Linked DNA regions of Homo sapiens: regions 1 and 3 are each linked to region 2. The links are chromatin loops, found by intact Hi-C in ENCODE. Cell type or tissue: Calu3. All regions are shown on one strand.

Region 1 (2,500 bases), 86 kb before region 2:
TGCCCCTCAATAAGCCTGAATTAAGGCGTAGGCACTTCCTACCCTCTCCCCACTCTGAGGACAGATGGTGGTTTTCGGCACTGAACACATCAGTGATTCTCCAAAATTGATCCAAAAATTGATGAAATCGGCTGGGCACGGGTGGCTCACGCCTCTAATCCTAGCACTTTGGGAGGCCGAGGCGGGTGGCTCACCTGAGGTCAGGAGTTTGAGATCAGCCTGGCCAACATGGTGAAACCCTGTCTCTACTAAAAATACACCAAATTAGCCAGGCGTGGTGGCAGGCACCTGTAGTCCCAGCTACTCGGGAGGCTGAGGCAGAAGAATCGCTTGAACCAGGAGGCCGAGATTGCAGTGAGCCAAGATAGCGCCACTGCACTCCAGCCCAGGTGACAGTGCAAGACTCCGTCTCAAAACACAAAAAAAATTGATAAAATCTTTCTCAGATTTTTATTTTCCAGTGATTTTATACCGTCAATCTACATGAGAATTTCAGGTGTCATCTAATCATTTTTTATCACCTACTTTGAAATTTCTGCCTGATACTATCACTTTAGAATGTACTATCTGTAGCATATTGTAAAGTACAAATACAGTGCAAGACATATATGTGATTTACAATTCTCTAGTAACCATATTTTAAAAGGTAGAAAATTATGAGTTGCGAAAATTTTATTTAATACATCTAAAATATTATCTTAGCATGTAATCAATACATTATTATATATTTTACTTTTGTTTTTGCCACTAAAACGCTTCAAATGTGGTGTATATTTATCGGCCTTTCAATTTGAACTAGGAACTTTTCAAGTGCTCATGAGTCACAGGCGACTAGTGACTACCATATTGGACAGTCCACTTGTTATCTATGTCAGCTCAAATGAACAACATTTAAACATGTTAACTAGTGTTATACAGTTATGGAAGTGAAAGTTTTTTTTTTTTTTTTTTTGAGACGGAGTTTCGCTCTTGTCGCCCAGGCTTGAATGCAATGACGAGATCTCGGCTCACTGCAGGTTCCAGCGATTCTCCTGCCTCAGCCTACTGAGTAACTGGGATTACAGGCATGCGCCACCACACCTGGCTAATGTGTGTGTGTGTGTGTGTGTGTGTGTGTGTGCGCGTGTGTAGTTTTAGTAGAGATGGGGTTTCAGCATGTTGGCCAGCCTGGTCACAAACTCCTGACCTCAGATAATCCGCCCGCCTCGGCCTCCCAAAGTGATGGCATTTTATAAACTTCCCAGTAATTGGTAAGTGTGAAGTGGTGTCTCACCTTCACCAGACTGAACTGTTTCTTTACATGTTGTACTCTCATTGTGCCAGCAGAGGGCACCTGGAGATGGCAAGACAGTATTAACCTTGAAGCACTCCCAGACTGAGACTATCTACTGGATTGGCTGAATGTGAAAACCAAGGCACCAATTCAGTTAGAAAAAAAAAAAATCCTACCTTTACAAAAGCAGTACTTTATCAATGAGTAAACATATCTCATTGTGTTTCAAAGATACTACTAGTAGATGCTAATTGTAGAAAATCTGAGAATATTGACAAGTAGACTTTAAGAGAAGAGTTTGAAGAAAATAGAAAAGAAAGTGCATTATTGCAAAAAGTAGCCAGTCGTGGTGGTGCGTGTCTGCAGTCCCAGGTACTCGGCTGGCTGAGGCGGGAGGATCACTTGAGCCTGGGAGGTCAACGCTGCAGTGAACCGTGGTCATGTCACTGCACTCCAGCCTGGGTTACAGAGCCAGACTCTGCCTCAAAAAAAAAAAAAAAAAAGAAAGAAAAATAATAGAAAGTGCATTATTGACAATAAAATTCCTGATAGAGGAGCCAGAGACATATATTCATATATGTTTTATATATAAAACACAGACCTAAATGTGTATATATAAGAAATTGCCCTTACATATATGAGAAACTTGCCTAATATACACCTATATGTGCATATATAAGAAACTGGCCTTTTATAGACATATCTCATTGTGTTTCAAAGATACTGTGTTTTTTTTTTATAAATTGAAGGTTTGTGGAAACCCTGCATTGAGCAAATCTCACCACCATTTTCCTAACAGTATTTCAAACTTCATTATTGTTATATCTGTTATGGTGATTTGCAATCAGTGATCCTTATGTTACTATTGTAATTGTTTTGGGGCATCATAAACTATGCCCAAATAAGATGGTTAATTTAGTAGATAAATACTGTTTGTGTTCTGACGGCTCTACCAATAGCCATTCCCCTATTTCTCTCCCTCACCTCGGGCCTCAGTATTCCCTGAGATACAACAATATTGAAATGAGGCTATTTAATAACCCTACAGTGGCCTCCAAGTGTCCAAGTGAAAGGTAGAGTTGTGCACCTCACACTTTCAATCTAATGCTAGAAATGATTGAAGTTCAGTGAGGAACATATGTCAAAAGTTGAGACAGGCTGAAAGCTAGGCTTCTTGCACCAACCAGCCAAGTTGTGAATGTAAAGGTTTTGAAGGAAATTAAAAGT
Region 2 (2,500 bases):
AGAAGAGGAAAATTAACTGATTAAATGGGAGAAGTTACACACAAATTAGGAATCCCACAAGAGGCCAACAAATTCAAATGGCAAAATGAGATAGTTTAGAATCAGAACGTTATTCCTCAAAGTGTGGCCGTGGGTCACCCACTTTAGAATCATCTGCGAACTGGTTGAAATGCAGATTAGAGGGCTCCCACTTCAGTTCTCTGGAATCAAAGCCTGGGAATAGGGTTTGGTAACAAGTGACAAATACTCTAGTTACTTCTTATGCACACGAAAATCTGGAACCACTGGGCCACGTAATTTTACACATTGCAAATAAATAGAAAAAGAAAACATCTAGAATGGCAGTTTGCACAATTTAAGGAGTAAACTATTTGGGAATCTTAATCCAAAAATTCAGAAAACCGACTCAATAATAAGCAGCACAGTATCCATGCATTTTCCATTTTTAATTTGTAGAACAAATATTGATTGGAATACTAGATAATACACACAGTATTTATGTTGCTTTGATTTATACCCTGCTATGATAAACTATTAGACATGAATTCCCTGGCCTTTTTTCCATTTATTAAAAAAAGGAGAGTCTTGATATCTATGGAGTTATAAGAAAAGAGGTTCAAGGAAGAGAAGACGGGGATACAGAAAAGGAATACATTTTGCTTGAATATAAAACCATATTTCTTTAGGCACAGTACATACTGCCTTTATTTTATATGGCTCTGATAATTAATAGTGAAATAATTGCGCTGAGAGAAAAATATTGAAAATAAGTAGAAAAATTTTCCAAATTGAGTTGTCCATGTACATACACATATATTGTGAAGTAACTAATAGATAATGGAAAGGAAGTTAAGCGTTTGAAAAATTTCCTTTAATGAGTTCAGAAAGGTTCGCTTCTTGCTCCTTACCTTGGCAAGCAAGTTCCTTATTCTTTCACAAGGTGGTGCTGTAAATGTGACTTCCCTTGACTGGCTGAAAATAACCTTTGTTACTTTTGGAATAATTTGAAGTTTAGCTTACCGTACCCTCTTGCCAGTTAACAGTAAAGCATTTGTTAGTAACTTTCTGATCATTTGTTATTTGGCCATGAGAGAAGAGAGAATGTACAGGAAGTCATCTGGAGAAAAACATGGCATCTACTTTGATCTGAAGGTGGAGAGCAAAACCCTTACCATAGTCGCTTACGTATCCCAAAGGGACAAATCTCCAGTTACAGTTCTCACGAAAATAATAATGGGACCAAAACGCAAGAGCAGGAAATTCTCATTGTGCTTGATTTATAGCAACTAAGGCTAGTTTTTTTCCTCATTTCTCTTTCTTTTTAACTTTATTTTTAAATTTGGAATTTTATAATTTGTGCTTTGATGACTGGGTAAATTGGCGTGAGTGGCTTATCATTATTTCGATTTTTGTTCATGAATGTGTTTATATATTTTTGATGTTTAACTTCACTATCTTACCTGATTTTAAGCAATCCTCTCAGAAAGTAGTTTATCCTATTTACTTGAATAGTTTGTAGAAAAAAATTTGCTATTATGTACAGTTTTAAGGTATGATGAAATCTAGAAGGAAGTCAGAATTAATGAGATTATTGCATTAAATTATTTTCTTCCTCCACCTCTCAAATTGTTATTTTTGTTTAAATGTCTCTTTCTTTCTTCTTAATCTTGGGAAATTTTATTAGCATTGAGAATCTTTTCCTTTTGTGATGCTGGTAAGGAATGAAGAGTTAACCATTTTTATCCTACTATTGTGTTAAGATTCATATAATCCACGTGCTTCTATACCCATGTGGTTTTGTGCTCAATAGTACAGAACTGACTTTAGGAAGTGGAGTACAAATAAAAATTAACCAATGGCAGAATATTTAGAACTGGAAGAAAAATTAGAAATAACCTAATTGATTGCCATTTGTGGTACAATAAAAGTATATAGGCCGGGCGCGGTGGCTCACGCCTGTAATCCCAGCACTTTGGGAGGCCGAGGCGGGTGGATCATGAGGTCAGGAGATCGAGACCATCCTGGTTAACAAGGTGAAACCCCGTCTCTACTAAAAAAAAATACAAAAAAATTAGCCGGGCGCGGTGGCGGGCGCCTGTAGTCCCAGCTACTCGGGAGGCTGAGGCAGGAGAATGGCGTGAACCCGGGAAGCGGAGCTTGCAGTGAGCCGAGATTGCGCCACTGCAGTCCGCAGTCCGGCCTGGGCGACAGAGCGAGACTCCGTCTCAAAAAAAAAAAAAAGTATATATATTTGGTCTTTGTCCCTGGTTCCTGACACAAACCACCTACAACCAACCGTTGGAATTTTGTTTTTCATAATGAGCCCCTTTTGACCATTCCTGATTTTATGCCAACGTGGTAACACTTGCTGTGCACCTAGGTAGCTTCAGGATGCAGGCTAGTTGCCAGAAGAAAAACCATCCACCTGGTTAAAGAATTAGAACTATTAGCCCTGTCTCCAACCTCATGGAGGGGAGAAGAGCTGGAGAATTTAATAACT
Region 3 (2,500 bases), 940 kb after region 2:
GAGTTTTATTTGGGAAGACTGGATTTCAGTTGATACAACACAGAGAAATTCAGACATTTTCAAGCATATCCATCCTCTTTGGAAAATACGTAAACATCATAGTATTCAGAGATAACCTTAAGTGAGGTTTTCACTGCTTTGTACAATTGTGTCACTGTAGCTCCTATATCCACAACTGAGTTGTGATAGAATGGAATATTCTTTTCTGCTCTTACATACAGATTTTAAATGTGGATAATAATATAGAAGATAGATATTTTATAAAAATATAAATAACTTAAGTATTGCAGGACAGTAGTAATAAGTAGGGCTGGAAAGGTTGTTGGAGAGCTTTGAATACCTAGGTTAGTATTTAACTGTATCTTTCAGGCCATTGAAGATTTTGAAAAGCAGTTGCAACATAATCAGCATTCTGCTTCAAAACTTACAGCTAATAATTTTGTTTTGGCTCAATATTTAAAATAACATTTCGGTTAAGACCTGAGTTCAAAATGTCTCTCAATATACCTTATAAGTTATGAAAACAAGCAAAAAAATTTAAAGATGATTTCCAGCTCAGCAAAATCTGCATTTTCATTTGGACTTTGCTTTACCCTTTTCACAATTATTTATTTGCTTCACACAAAATAAGCCAGGATGGAAATTCCCCATCATGGTCAAGTTCTGCTCCATGATGCACACACAAGGTTCTGTAGCTTATGGGAACCAGGAGAATAGCAGGTGGGGCAGGTAGCAACAAGAGAGCTCAAACAGAGTGGCTGAGAAGCACTGGCGCTGCAAGGTGCAATGCTGGCCCAATGTCAGGCACTGGGCTTATCCAGGACTTACAGACCTCCTCTCAACTCAGGACCATGGATTCTCAGAGTTCCGGAAGTCCCTATAGTGCCATAATAAAGTAATAATTCTTCACCAAACCACAGACATTTGCATGGACTTTAACGAGTTGATTGTGAGGAAGAAATAGGAAAATGACCATCAGTCTGGCCGCCTTGAGTTCCGTAGCCAAGCCCTAAAACCAACGCCCAGCCTGCCACAGTGTGTGACATCACCCATATCCCCTCCAGTTCTCTCCGGTCTGACCTTGACAGCTGACCTTGAAAAAAGGAGAAGAAAGATTTGAGCTCACTTTTTTTCAAACCTGAATTCATCATCCGCCACAATTTCCTTCTCTCTTCACACCTTCCAACATTTCCCATTCAGTAGGTTTATTAGAAGGATTCCATGCTTTTGACTCAGCCCTCTTTGTTTGTTCCTTTTGTCTTTTTTTTTATCTTGCCTTTCTGTGAAACTGTCTTTGTTTCTTCTAGTTAGCCAATTGATCCTAACATTGCTTCTGGAACAAGATAATGTGACCTTCAGCATTAGACAAGACTGGAACCAGTGGGGAAAAAAGCAGAGTATATTGTCATTCTATGTTCTAAGAATAATTCAAACAAGCCTATGCCATAATGCTGACAGGATCTCCCCAGATTCTCTCAGCTTCTAGACACCATCACAGCCCTGCTTGCTACGCACAGGAGGCCAGGAGTGGTGGGCGAGCGCCACCTCGTGGACATGAGGGAAATTGCTTCCCTCTGCGAATTAGACTGTGTTTCGGCTTAGCTCTCAAAACACGTTTAAGAGAATTGTATTTTTAAATGGCTTGAACACCTTCCAGTCAGTGAAGCGAAGCCTGAATTCATGAATTCTCTATCTTAGGGATTCTCTGAGTAGCAGGAGAAATATCTGTACGGTGAATCCGTCCTCAGGTAAAATTTAAGGTGAAGGACAACAGTAGCTTCGCTTCTTTAAATAAAAGATTTGTAACAGAAATTTAAAGAAAGAAAAAAGAGCACTAATTATGCAGATTGCATTCAAGTTAAAATTTACATAGTATCTGGGCAGTAAATTCCACCATGCTTTAAAGCAGAGCACTAATTACTACTCTTCCATTAAATCTTTCCTGAAGAATCTCTTCTATCTTTGAAACTACCATCCATTTTGCAAAAACAAGTTACCTTTTCATATTTAACACCAGCAATTCACAGAGGAGTGTGATTTATAGACATTTGCATTGAAATAACCTATACTTTTTTGTTGTAAGTGCAGCTTCTTAGGCCCTACCCAACATCAACTGAATTAGAATTTCTGGGGCTGAATCCCAGGAAGGGGCATTTGAGGTTAGCATCTAGTTGATTCTCTTGCACACTGTGCGCTCCAGTTAGAGACCCCACTGCTTTCTTCATTGAATCCAGGAATTAAGCAATTTAGGAATAGAATTGCCATTGTTCTTGCAAATTACACTATTACTAGTTTTTTATAGCCCAGCTTCCTAGAGCATCTCATCTAGAAAGCTTTCCCAATTTATTCTAGAAAATTCAAACAGATGCCTTTTCCTGAGTCCTTCACCCCAAGAACATCCTTATCCAGGGGTCGTTTTACTCCACCTTCCTATTTTAGCTCATCAGAGATCCATATCTTCACCTAGAAATTCTGAAAGGTGGGGGTCTCTCACGCTTCT

What was found. Peaks named below come from ENCODE experiments on the same cell type or tissue, not always from the same donor. Only the 100,000 strongest peaks of a DNase experiment are listed, where the experiment ranks them.
Region 1: a loop joins it to region 2, with 10 times the contacts of the local background. A loop is called at or near these places in 5 of 110 quality-filtered maps.
Region 3: a loop joins it to region 2, with 5 times the contacts of the local background. A loop is called at or near these places in 9 of 110 quality-filtered maps.

The regions. Positions count from the first base shown.
Region 1 is chr3:191,415,860-191,418,359 of GRCh38, forward strand. No RefSeq gene overlaps it. Among named protein-coding and RNA genes, the nearest start is that of PYDC2-AS1, 8.4 kb to the right of the region's middle. In Calu3, a CTCF peak has its summit at 1,342 (motif pointing right); a DNase peak (open chromatin) is centred at 1,332.
Region 2 is chr3:191,501,838-191,504,337 of GRCh38, forward strand. The region is part of intron 1 of PYDC2-AS1 (PYDC2 antisense RNA 1); the gene reads left to right. Among named protein-coding and RNA genes, the nearest start is that of PYDC2, 42 kb to the left of the region's middle. In Calu3, CTCF peaks have their summits at 960 (motif pointing right) and 1,160; no DNase peak of the experiment used is centred here.
Region 3 is chr3:192,443,155-192,445,654 of GRCh38, forward strand. The region is part of intron 2 of FGF12 (fibroblast growth factor 12); the gene reads right to left. Among named protein-coding and RNA genes, the nearest start is that of FGF12-AS2, 71 kb to the right of the region's middle. In Calu3, a CTCF peak has its summit at 1,552 (motif pointing left); a DNase peak (open chromatin) is centred at 1,527.